Linked DNA regions of Homo sapiens: region 2 is linked to region 1. Evidence: read pairs that join two places in POLR2A ChIA-PET (ENCODE). Cell type or tissue: PC-9. All regions are shown on one strand. Links, peaks and the distances in the headings refer to the core of each region. The heading gives the core; the rest is flanking DNA. Region 1 has its middle 210 kb from the start of LINC02445. Region 2 overlaps LOC107984530 (a long non-coding RNA gene).

The links. ChIA-PET counts read pairs that join two places held together with the same protein. Peaks named below come from ENCODE experiments on the same cell type or tissue, not always from the same donor. Only the 100,000 strongest peaks of a DNase experiment are listed, where the experiment ranks them.
Region 2: POLR2A ChIA-PET joins it to region 1 with 7 read pairs; 2 of 35 experiments call an interaction of 5 or more read pairs at or near these places.

Annotation. Positions count from the first base shown.
Region 1 is chr12:73,544,776-73,551,427 of GRCh38, reverse strand. No RefSeq gene overlaps it. Among named protein-coding and RNA genes, the nearest start is that of LINC02445, 210 kb to the left of the region's middle. In PC-9, for the core only: no CTCF peak of the experiment used is centred there; a DNase peak (open chromatin) is centred at 3,807.
Region 2 is chr12:71,711,143-71,717,794 of GRCh38, reverse strand. The region is part of intron 1 of LOC107984530 (a long non-coding RNA gene); the gene reads right to left. Among named protein-coding and RNA genes, the nearest start is that of TMEM19, 28 kb to the right of the region's middle. In PC-9, for the core only: no CTCF peak of the experiment used is centred there; no DNase peak of the experiment used is centred there.

The sequences.
Region 1 (6,652 bases), core at 2,342-4,841:
ATGATTCAGAAACATAAAATCAAATACTACATGTTCTCATTTTAAAAGGGGGAGCTAAACAATGGATACATTGGATATAAGGATGGAAATAATAGACACTGGTGACTCCAAAATGGGAATGGAAAGTAATGGAAAGAAATGGTGCAGCTGTGGATTGCTTCTGGCTTTGATGAAAAAATCAGATTTTGACAGGTTGATATGAGTAAATAAAATTTTACATACAGAGCCATATAGGAGAAAATTCACAGAAATGTGTGATGGAAATTATGATGTGAATTGCTATATTTAATGCACTCTTTCTGAAACAGGGTTCTGTGTTAACCAAATGATTATCTAATTTAATCCTCACAAAAATTGTGTAAGTAAAGCTGCTATTTTTTGGTTTAAACATAGAGAAACTGAAGCTAAACAACTTGCTGAAACCTATATGACCACGCATTTAGGGTACAGAAAAAAGAATGGTTTGACTTGATTGCTGATTGTGGAAAAACAAAACAGAAATGTCTAAAATAAAATAAAAGGTAGAATTTAGGTCTTGTGAAGGCAAAGATTTAACTTGATAAGTAATAAAACATTATTAAATGCTTTCATACATGTCTATGACAAGATTCAATTTCTGCTTAGAAAAGATTAACCTGATATGTAGCAGTTTGGGTTCAAGAATGCAAAAAATTAAGATTGAAAGACCAGTTAGGACACTGGTTTTCTTTTCTTTTTTCCACTGTCACTGCCTTCAGGTAGGCCTTTATCTTTACCTCTATGGACTACAGAAATAGACTCAGAACTGGTGTCTCTAATTCCAGCTTCTCCTTTCTTCAATGTATATTCCTCATTGTCACCAGAGTTAACTTTGTGAAACACTGATACCCTTATGTAACTTTCTTGTGTTAAAAGTTTCAGTGGCTTGTCATTATATTCAGAAGAAAAGATCTAATACTTAGCATGGTGTGTGAGGCACTTTATCATTAAAATAGCTTCCTAGCCCTCCTTCACCTCTCTCCAATCTCCACCCCCAAAACCATCTCTATATTTAAACATACCAAATGACTGTTTCAAATTTAGACCCTTCTAAGTCACAATGCCTTACATGTTCCATAAGACTACAGTGCTCCTTCTGTAATTGTTTATCTAATAGTTCATCCCTAGAGACCCACCCCCCTTCCCAGTTTCCCTGCAGCCCCAGTACAGGGAGACACTACATTCTCTGAGCTTTTGTTTACCGTGTTTACCTTCCACTATTATAACATTTGCTACCTTTTATTTGAACAGTGTATTTATGTCATCTGTCTTCTGCAGTTGACAAATACCTAGAAGCAAGGCGCAAAGTCTACACTGATAATTAAATTTTGGAATTTTTTTTCTATCAGTAAGATTGCTCTGCTCAGCTTGTACTTTATGTTAGCCAGAAATACACTCCCCTGTGTATTTCTGAAAGGGGTGATATGTCAGATCATTCTAGAATTTATTTAACCATAATAATTTTCATAATGTAAAATCATTCTGCTTTGTTTAAGATTAGTTAAGAGAAATACAGCAGGAATTCTAAAAAAAGTGGCCAATTTTGGGTAAGTTTCCTGGGATTTCCCAGGTAAAAGCCAGATAGGGTTAATACTGAGAATTTCAGAGAACCTTTATTTAAAAGAGCAAATTAAATTGTATTTGAGAATAAGAGTAATGGTGGCTATTAATTTTAGTCCAGATGTTGAGTCCAAGAAAAGTATATCGAGAAAAAGGAAGGCATTCAATTTCAAGCAGGGATGAAGCGAAACAGCAAAGGGAATTTTCAAAAAAAAAAAAAAAAAAAAAAAGCAAGAGTAACAGTAGATTGTACTTACAGAGTGCTCTTGCAACCTGAAGGTGCATGTAAGAGATATATTAAACACCACTTTTGAAGCTGGCATCCTGATGTTCTACACTGAAATGCTTTTTTATTTTCTAAACAGATAAATCTCTCTCTCTCTCTCTCTCTCACACACACACACACACACACACACACACACACCCCTCTATATAAAATCATGTTCACTGTATTAAAATATAAAATTTTATAAAAGAAATACCACCAAATGGTAATAAAACCCCAGCATTTGTTTATGTAATGATGAATTTGATAGTTGAGGTTATTACCTTATTTATACAAAAAATATCTAAGATATGTATTCTAAGTTTATTTGTTACAGATGTACTTTTTATATTTAGCAAGCTACTGACTTCCAGTAGTTTTTCTTTTTTTAATTAAACTAGGGGCTCGAAAGTAGTTATGCAGCTTCAAAAGCTGAACTATATACTCCCTTCTTGCCAACAGGTTCAGCCTGATATTACGTTTAAATAAACTCATCTATTTTTCTTTAAAAATTATAGTATTCACTGCTTCTACTAATCAAATGTATAATTTTTAACAAAATATTTTTTCAGTGAAATATTTTTCAGTATGTATTTTAGAAACACATACATACATTTTTGGCAAATTTCTAGAATTTTATTGCCATGAAAAAAAATCACAGGATGAGGGAGGTGGAGTAGAAAATGTCTCAGTCTTTAAGCTATAACCATTTGTATTCTATAAATGGGAATGGCTCTTTTGTTTTGGTTTTGCGGAAGTGCTCTACTTCTATTCACCTTTCTGTCTTCATCTCTACTACACCTCATCATCTCTACAATCTATTCCCCAACTATAATAAGCTCTAGTTCACTGCACAATGTACTCTTTCTGGTCTGGAAAGTTTCCTAGCCTGTACTTTACCTTCTCTACCCAAATAGCCCCAACTTGTCCTTTAGGACTCAATGAGAGCTCAGGCCATCTGGGAAATCTTTCCCTTCCACCCATGGCTCAGGTGAATTGTTGTCTTGCACACTCTCTTTTTTATGTGTGTCCTTATAGTTGCAATGCAATGATTCCCAGGATGCTTGCATGTTAAAATGTATGACTCTTTCACATGTTTGTGCACAGCCTGAGAGCCAGATGAGTGTCTTCTGAACTGGGAAAAATAACTGGCATGGAATTAACACTCAATGAGTGAGTTGAATAAGTAAAGATTCTGGGATATACAAATTGAGATGAAACTAAAGGTATCATGCATGCTAATGACAGAAAGTAGGCAGCACTCTCCTCAAGTTGCTCTACTTAAAACCATTAGAATTTAACTCAGAAGATGAGAGCAAGTGTTTTCAGCATTGGATATTCCTCCTGGGCCACCAACTAGCACCCAGTCAAAATCCACTTCATGTAGATTTTTTGGCGCTTTGGCTTGTATGTCTCCATCTCTTTTATCCCCCTCTCTCCCTTCCTTTCTCTCTGGACTGAGAACCAACTTGTTTTAGACCTAAGAATTCTAGCTTTAAGTTGCAGCATCAGAAAACTATACAGCAAGAATAGCTGGAAATTACTGTCATCCACAATTCTTTTGAGAGTTAATTCCTGCTTCAATATTAAGTATCCAAAAGACAGGTCATATCTAGTAGTTTAGTAAAATGTTATATTTTGGATACGATTTAAATGTTTTTCATTTATTAGTTTGCATGATGAATCATGCTGTATTTTGTGTGTCTTTGATGCCTTTCTCTAAAATTCCTATTCAATATGAAATATCAAGGACTAGAAAAAGTATTAATTTAATACTAATATTTATTTAGAATATACTCTGTTCCAGGAACTTTTCTACCATGTATTTCAATATTTATTAATACAATTTCCTCTTATTTAAATTTCCCTTTTTACTTTCTTTGGTTAGAACCTATGCATTTTTTTTCCATCTAGACCATTGCAAAACTCAGAGCTAGTAAAATCAACCCCTTGTTTAGAAAGAATGCCAATGACTCATCATTGCTGTAACAGGGGTTAGCATACTTTTTTCTACAAAGAGATGGAGAGTAAATATTTTATGCTTTGCATGTCAAGAAGCAAAATTATATTTTAAGGTATTTATATAACACAGTAGAAAACAAATTTCCATATATTCTGATTGATGAAATTCAAACTATAGTAAAATAACAATAATGAACACTTTTTTATTATACAAGTCTACTAATTAGAATGAATTTGGAAGAATTAAAACTTGGGGTTCAAAAATAGTGTTCTGCATTATCACATCAATTGTAAGTTCCTGTCTATAAAAATAGTTCTTAGCTTGTGTGCTATACAAAAATAGTCAGTGGACAGAATTTGGCCCATCAGGCATTCAAACAGTGTTCAATGTCACAGGGTTTTTCATAAGGTTTTTTTCTACCCATCTTTTGGACCTCATTCCCATGTTTCTTAATATCTCATTTCCACGAAACCTATGATTAGGAAAAGATGCACATTTAATGGGGCCTGAAAGCTTAAGCAATTTTAGGGGAGGTGGAAGAGGACTTCTTGAGAAAAAAATAGAAGATTTCAACTTGATGTGAAAGTGAATATGTACTTGGAATGTGCATGGAAGGTGCTGCAAATTTAAAAGTTATTTGAATATCTCCCAAATAAGAGAAAACATCTCAAAGTTCAGAAAAAAAACTATGACCTATGTCATACCTTCATGCTATAACTCAAGTAAGTTTAAACATTCAGTAATAGTGATACTTGAAAGCCATTTCTACACCAAAATGATGGGCAATATCTAAGCAATATGCAGAAATGACCTCAAAGCACATAAACATGTCCCATCAAACAGCGTATACCCCCATTCCACTTCCCATTAGTCAAGTAACAAAAATGGCAATGGCCCCCCTGATGCCATTCAGCATGAGGAAAAGTATCACAGAGAAGTTAGAGTAGAGAGAGAGGTGGTCTTAACTGGCTATATTCAAAATATATCAGTTTTGTAAGTTTAAAAAATTATAGGACCAAATGAATGCAGGGGAATGCAGGGATCTCTCCTGGGTTCTTGGCTGAAGTTCATGCCAGTGAAAATCCTTGATTCATAAGCTTCTTCCATCTTTTCTACAGGGTAGAAAATGCATCTCTACCCTATATCTAGCCATTCCCAAACTGTAGCCATTCCATAAAAATGCCATGTATTTCCTGCTGTTGTGTATTTGCTTCAGCTTCTCCTTCTGCTATCAATTTGTGTCTTTTTCAAAACATCTAGACTGGGTTAAACTATTTTATCTTGTATAAACTGTAGGAATCATTCTTATGTTTCAGGAATTATTCTGATGGTATCATTACATGTCTTTATTCCTCTCCACTACTCTATTTGTATATAGTTTTTACAGTTTCTGGAGCATAACATCTACTCAATGAATATTTAATTTATGCATTGTTCAACATTAAGTATGTGAAGAAAGAAAAGATGATAAGAAATTAAAAATAACTGAATTGATTATAAAATGCCCTCTTAATAGCACTGTTATCAATGTCTCTCTGTGAATTTTAATAGGAATAATTAAATGTTCTGTTAAATTTTAGAAAAAAAGGTGTTTTTTTTTGCAAAACAGTATTCATATATTCTATTAAAATGTAGGGAATACATGCATATCTTCTACTGAGGATTTTTAGAAAAAAATTCTTTTTAGGTTAGCAAGTTGAATTTTGTTCTTAAATCTAATACACAATGCAGTCTACAGCCTACTAATTTGATTAATGTAATGTTATATTTAAAATAATCTCTAGTGCTTTTCTAATCAAGTTGAGAGTCTTTTTGCAATTTTATAAAAGTGATTTGGCAATTTGACAAAGTAGGTCATCAAAGCTCTGTTTCCAAAATATGTAGCTTCATCAAAGCTGTAAAAATTATGTTTCTACATAAAGACATGCAAAATGAGAGAACTGCATTTCTTCCAAGTCCCGGGCATTTAGTTTTTCTTTTATAATTTAAATTTCATTTACATTAAATAGAGATATAGAGGGACACTATTTAAACTTTAATTCATAACTTTCAATATATAATTTTAATAACAGCAAGTGTTTATTGATTTTTGAACCAAAGATGGTTAACAAGTGTTATTTATATTGCTTGTAACAATCTTGTCATGATTATCCTCCTTTTAAATATGTGAAATTAGGACTTCAATTTAAACTAATTGAAATTGGAATAATAAGGATTTTTAGGGGTCTTTTATTTTTTGTGGGTACATAGTAGGTATCTATATTTATGGAGTATATATTTTGTTACAGGCATACAATGCATAATAATCACATTGTGTAATATGGGGTACCCATCCTCTCAAGCATTTATCCTCTGTGTTACAAACAATCCAACTATATTATTTTAGTTATTTTAAAATATATGATTAAATTATTATTGACTATAGTCACCCTATTGTGCTATCAAATACTAGGTCTTATTCATTCTTTCTAACTTTATCTTTGTACCCATTAACCATCACCAACCCCCAACTACCATTCCCCACCTCTGGTAACCATCCTTTTACTCTGTATCTCGATGAGTTTAATTGTTTTGATTTTTAGATACCACAAATAAGTGAGAACATGTGATGTTTGTCTTTCTGTGCCTGGCTTATTTTACATAGCATGATTAATTCCATCTAGTTCTATTCATGCTGTTGCAAAGGACAGAATCTCATTCTTTTCATGGCTGAATAGTACTCCATTATATATAAGTAACACATTTTATTTGTCCATTTATCTGCTGTTGAACACTTAGGTTGCTTCTAAATAAAAAATATTTATAAAAATCTGAATCTTATATTTGCGTTCACTAACACATACTGC
Region 2 (6,652 bases), core at 1,662-4,161, 1.8 Mb after region 1:
ATAGTCTAGATGGCCTGAATACATGAGGCACGTTAGGAGAATAAATATTGAAAAGGCTAAAGAAGCATAGTGAGCCTTGTGCCTATTAGTATGCCTTATCTTATTAGGAGAAAAATGACCCCAAAAGTTTAAGAATGAGGTTTGATTAATATAGCTTGGTGTAAAAAAATTATCCTTCTTACTTTTTGCGAAATGAATTACACAAACACTTTATGCATATCAGATTGGGACTCATCTTTTTTCACAGAATAGTAACAACAATAAATGTAAAAGGAACAGAAGTACCCTGCAGTTGTATGACACTTTAGTCATGTTGAATAGTATAGTAATGGTAAAACATATTGGCTACTTACTGTCTACTAGAAACTGTACTAGGTACCTCAGGTGACTTAACTGCCTTGATCCTCCCAACTACTTCATGAAGTACTATTAATAACCCCAATTTATGTGCCAGACGTGGTCTTACGCCTGTAATCCCAGCACTTTCAGAGGCCGAGGTGGGTGGATCACCTGAGGTCAGGAGTTCAAGACCAGCCTGACCAACATGGTGAAACCCTGTCTCTGCTAAAAATACAAAAATTAGCTGGGCATGGTGGTGGGCACCTATAATCCCAGCTACTCGGGAGGCTGAGCAGGAGAATTGCTTGAACTCGGGAGGCAGAGGTTGCAGTGAGCCAAGATTGCGCCATTGTACTCCAGCCTGGACAACAGAGTGAGACTCCATCTCATAAAACAACAACAACAAAAACAGGCCAGACGTGGTGGCTCATGCCTGTAATCCCAGCACTTTGGGAGGCCAAGGTGGGTGGATCATGACGTCAGGAGATCGAGAGCATCCTGGCCAACACGGTGAAACCCCATCTCTTCTAAAAATACAAAAATTAGCTGGGTGTGGTGGCGTGCACCTGTAATCCCAGCTACTCAGGAGGCTGAGGCAGGAGAATGGCTTGAATCCATGAGGCGGAGATTGCAGTGAGCCGAGATGGTGCCACTGCACTCCAGCCTGGCGACAGAGTGAGACTCCATCACCGACCCGCCCCCCATCCCACGAAAAAAAAACAAAACAATTTATGGATGAGGAACCTGAGACACAGAGAGGTTAAGCAAACAGGTTCACAAAGCTAGAGAGTGGCAGAGCTAGCATTTGAACCTAAGCAGTTGAGCTCCAGAGTCTGTGCTTCATTACTCTGCCACTCAAAGCTGACATGGTGTATTAGTTTTCTGTGGCTGCTGTAACAAATTACCACAAATTTAGTGGCTGAAAACAACAAAAATTTATTATCTTAGTGTTGTAAGTCAGAATTCCTAAAATCAAGCTGTTAGCAGCACTGTGATCCTTTCTGGAAGCTATAAGGAAGAACACATTTCTTGGCCTTTTCCAGCTTCTAGAGCCCACCCATGTTCCTTGGTTCATAATCTCCTGCCTCCGTCTTCAAAACCAGCATCTCTCTGACTCCTCTGTAGTTGCATCACTTTCTTTGACCATAGTTAGGAAGAGTTCTCTTTTGTATTTACCTATTTTATTTGAATTGTGGTAAAAAAACATAAAATTTACAATCTGAACCATTTTTAATTGCACAGTTCAATAGTGTTAAGTATATTCACATTCCTGTGAAACGGATCTCTAGAAATTTTTCACCCCTCAGTCTGAAACTTTGTACCCATTAAACATCTGTTTTCCCCCTTCCCCTTATCTCCTGGTAACCACCATTCTACTTTCCGTTTCTATGAATTTTAGATACCTCATATAAGCAGAATCATATAGCATTTATCTTTTTGTGACTGGCTTATTTCATTAAGCATAATGTACTCAATGAAGCTTCATCCATGTTGTAGAATGTGACACAATTTCCTTCCTTTTTAAGGCTGAATAATATTTCACTGTATGTATATAACACATTTTATTTATTCATTCATCCATGAGGGACATTTGGGTTGCTTCCATCTCTTGAGGGTAGTGAATAGCAATGCCATGAGCATGGGATTGAGACCCTGCTATCTCTTTGGGACCCTGCTTTCAATTCTTTTGGATATACATCCAGAAGTGGAATCACTAGATCATATGGTAGTTCTATTTTTAATTTTTTGGGGAACCTCTAAACTGTTTTCTATAGTGGTCACACTGTTTCACATCCCAACACAGTGCACAGGTTTCATTTCTCCACATACTTGACCACATTTGTTATTTTCCTTTTTTTTTTTTTTTTTGAGTTGTCATCCTAATGGGTGTGGGTGACATCTTTGTGTGGTTTTGATTTGCATTTCTCTAAAAATTAGTGATGTTGAGTGCATTTTCATATGCTTATATATTTGTATATCATCTTTGGAGAAACATCTATTCAAGTTCTGTGCCTATATTTTAATTGGATTTTTTAATTTTTCAGTTGTTGAGTTGTAGTTCTTTATATTCTAAATATTAGCTCCTTATCAGAGATATGATTTGTAATTATTTTCCCCATTCTATACGGTGTCTTTCACTCTGATTGTATTCTTTGATGCACGACAATTTTTAAATTTAAGGTAGTCTCATTTGTCTATTTTTGCTTTTCTTGCCTGTGCTTTTGTTGTCATATCCAAAACATCATTGCAAAGTCAAATGTCATGAAGCTTTCTCCTGTGTTTTCTTCTAGGAGTTTTAAAGTTTTAGATCTTATGTTAATGGGCTTTTTTCTTTTTTTTTCAGATGGGGTCTTGCTCTGTCACCCAGGCTGGAGTGCAGCCAGTGGCACGATCTTGGCTCGCTGCAACCTCTGTTCCTGGACTCAAGAGATCCTTCCATCTCAGTCTTCTGAAGAGCTGGGACCACAGGTGCACGCCATCATGTCCAGCTAATTTTTTGTACTTTTTGTAGAGACAGGGTTTTGTAATGTTTCCCAGGCTGGTCTCAACCTCTTGGACTCAAGCGATCCACCCTTCTTGGCCTCCCAAAGTGCTGGGATTACAGGAGTGAGCCACTGCACTCAGCCAAGATCTTATGTTAATGTCTTTAACCCACTTTGAGTTAATTTTTGTATACAGCGTAAGGTAAGGATCCAATTTCATTCTTTTACATGCAGATACCCAGTATTCCAATATCATTTGTTGAAGAAAGTATCCTTTGGCATTGTCTATTATTGGTACCTTTGTTGAACGTCATTTGCCCATATGTAAGATAATTTATTTCTGGGCTCTCTATTCTATTCCCTTGGTCTATTTGTCTGTCTTTATGACAGAACACATCCGTTTGATTACTGTCTCATTGTAATAATTTTTGAAATAAGAAAATGTGAGTCATCCAATTTTGTTACTCTTTTTCAAAATTGTTTTAGCCATTTAGGGTCCCTTGAGATTCCATATGAATTTTAGGATGAATTTTTCTATTTTGCAACAAATGTCATTGGAATTTTTTTCCTTTTTTTGAGACAGGGTCTTGATGTGTTGCCCCGGCTCGAGTGTAGTGGTGGAATCATGGCTCACTGCAGCCTCAACCTCCCAGGCTCAATAGATCCTCCCAGCTTAGTCTCCTGAGTAGCTGGGGCTACAGGAGTATGCCACCATACCCAGCTAATTTTTGTATTTTTTTGTAGAAATGAGTTTCACCATGTCGCCTATGTTGGTCTCAAACTCCTGGGCTCAAGAGATCCGCCCGCTTTGGCCTCCCAAAGAGCTGGGGTTACAGGTATGAGGCACTGTGTCTGGCCCCCACTGGAATTCTGATAGGGATTGTACTGAATCTGCAGATTGCTTTGGGTAGTATGAACATCTTAACAATATTGTCTTCCAATCCATGAACACAAGATGTCTTTTAATTTATTTGTGTCTTCTCTCAATTCTTTCAGCAATGTTCTATAATTTTCAGCATACAAGTGTTTTACCTCCTTGGTTAGGTTTATTCCTAAGTATTTTATTCTTTTTGATGCTATTGTAAATTGCGTTTTTCTTAATTTCCTTTTCAGATTGTTTATTGATAATGTACAGAAATGCAACTAATTTTTGTGTTGATTTTGTATCTTGCAACTTGGTGACTTCATTTATTAATTCTAATAGTTTTTTTTGTGAAATCTTTATGGTTTTCTACATATAAGATCATGTTAACTGCCAACAGAGGTAGTTTCACTTCTTTCCTTCCAATCTGGATACTTTTATTTCTTTTTCTTGTCTAATGGCTGTGGCTAGAAATTCTAATACTATGTTGAATAGAAGTGGCCAGAGTGGGCATCTTGGCCTTCTTCCTGATTTTAGAGGAAAAGCTTTCAGTCTTTCACCATTGAGTATGTTAGCTGTAGACTTTGCATAAATCGCCTTTAATAGTTGAAGTAGTTTACTTCTATCCCTGGTTTGTTGAGTGTTTTATTATGAAAGGGTGTTGAATCTTGTCAAATGTGTTTCCTACATCCATTGAAATGATTGTGTGGCTTTTGCTCTTCATTTTGTAAATGTGGTGTATTACACTGACTGAGTTTCACCAGCTGAACCATCCTTGCAGTCCAGAATAAATCTTATTTGGTCGTGCTGTATAATCTGTTTCATGTGCTATTGAATTCTGTTTGCTAGTATTTTGTGGAAGATTTTTGCACCACTATTTATCAGGGATATTGGTGTGTAGTTTTCTTTTCTTGTAGTGTCTTTCACTGTGGTATCAGGGTCATGATAGCCTCATAGATTAAGCTTAGAAGTGTTTCCTCCTCTTCAATTTTTTGGAAGACTTTGAGGAAAATAAATGTTAATTAGTCTTTACATGTTTGGTAGAATTCTCCAGTGAAGTCATCTGGTCCTGGACTTTTCTTTGTTGGGAGGTTTTTGATTATTGACTCAATCTTCTTATTTGTTATTGGTCTGCTCAGATTTTCTATTTCTTCATGATTCAATTTTGGTGGGTTGTATATTTCTAGGAATTCATCCATTCCTTCTAGATTATCCAATTTGTTGCTGTACAATTGTTCATAGTATTCACTTATACTATTCTCTTTTTATCTCTTCGGCATTAATTGTACCATCTCTTCTTTCATTTATATTTAGTTATTTCAGTCTTCTCTCTTTTTTTAAGTTAATCAGCTAAGGGTTGTCAATTTTATTGATCCTTTCAAAAAGCTACTCTTAGTTTTGTTGATTTTCTCCTACTGTTTTTCTGTTCTCTAATTTCTCTCTGCTCTAATCTTTATTATCTTCTGCTAGCTTTGGATTTAGTTTGTTCATCTTTTTCTAGTTTCCTAAGATGTAAAGTTAGGTTGTTGATTTGAGATCTTCTTTTTTAATGTACACATTTATAGCTATAAACTTCTCTTAGTGCTGCTTTTGTTGCATCTCATAAGTTTTGAAATATTGTTTCCATTCTAATTTGTCTCAAGGTATTTCCCAATTTTCTTTGTGACTTCTTCTTTGACCTATTGGTCAAAAGTAGTATGTTGTTTAATTTCTACATATTTGTAGATTTTTCCGTATTCTTTGTGCTATTGCTTTCCAGTTTAATCCATTGTGATGTCCATTTTCTTGAATTTGTTAAGACTTGTTTTGTGGTCTAACACATGGTTTATCTGGAGACCATTTTATGCGCCCTAGAAAAAAATGTATATTCTACTGTTGTTAGGGTGGGGTGCTTTGTATATATCTTTTAGGTCCAATTGATCTACCGTGTTGTTTAATTTCTTTATTTCCTTATTGATCTTCTGCTGGTTGTTCTCTCCATTTTTTTTTAAGTGGGGTATTGAAGTCTCCTACTATTATGTGGCTATCTAATTCTATCTCCAATTCTGTCAAAGTTTACTTCATATATTTAAGTGCTCTGAGGTTTGGTGCATAAATATTAATAATTGTTATATTTTCTTAGAGCATTGACTTCTCCATCACTATATAATGTCCTTCTTTTCCTATCCCTTTTGCTGGTACTCCCTTTTTGGTTTTGGTTTTGTTTTGTTTTGAGATGGAGTCTCGCTCTGTTGACTAGGCTGGGGTGCAGTGGCACGATCTTGGCTCACTGCAACCTCTGCCTCCTGGGTTCAAGCAATTCTCATGCCTCAGCCTCCAAAGTAGCTGGGACTACAGGTGTCTGCCACCATGCCTGGCTAATTTTTTAATATTTTTAGTAAAGATGGGGTTTTGCCATGTTGGCCAGGCTGGTCTCGAACTCCTGACTTCAGGTGATCGGCCTGCCTTGTCCTCCCAATGGCTGGGGTTATAGGCGTAAGCCACCGCACCCAGCCCCCTTCTTAGTTTTACAATAACTTTGGCGCACCCAGCCCCCTTCTTAGTTTTACAATAACTTTGGTGCTGTAGCTTCTCAACTGAACTTTAGCATCCCCACAGAGGTATTCTGGTCGGTATACTGCTATTAACTTGGTGACTCTGTGGGAGAAGGAGGGCCTGTAGCTTCTTAGTCCACTATCTTGCTGACTGGTCCTCCGCTTTGAAGGACTCATGATTAGGTTGGGTCCACTTGGATAATCCAGGTTAATCTCCCCATTTAAAAGTTCTTAACCTTAATCATGTCTGCAAGTCCTCTTTGCCATGGAAGGCAAATATTTACCATTTTTGAGGATTGGAACATGGACATTTTGAGGGGACCCTTACTGTCTACTATACATGGTTTCTCCAAAGGATTTTCACATATATTAACTCATTTAATATCAACAATGTGGTGGAATAGAAATTACAGTACTTTTCCTTACAGGAAGAC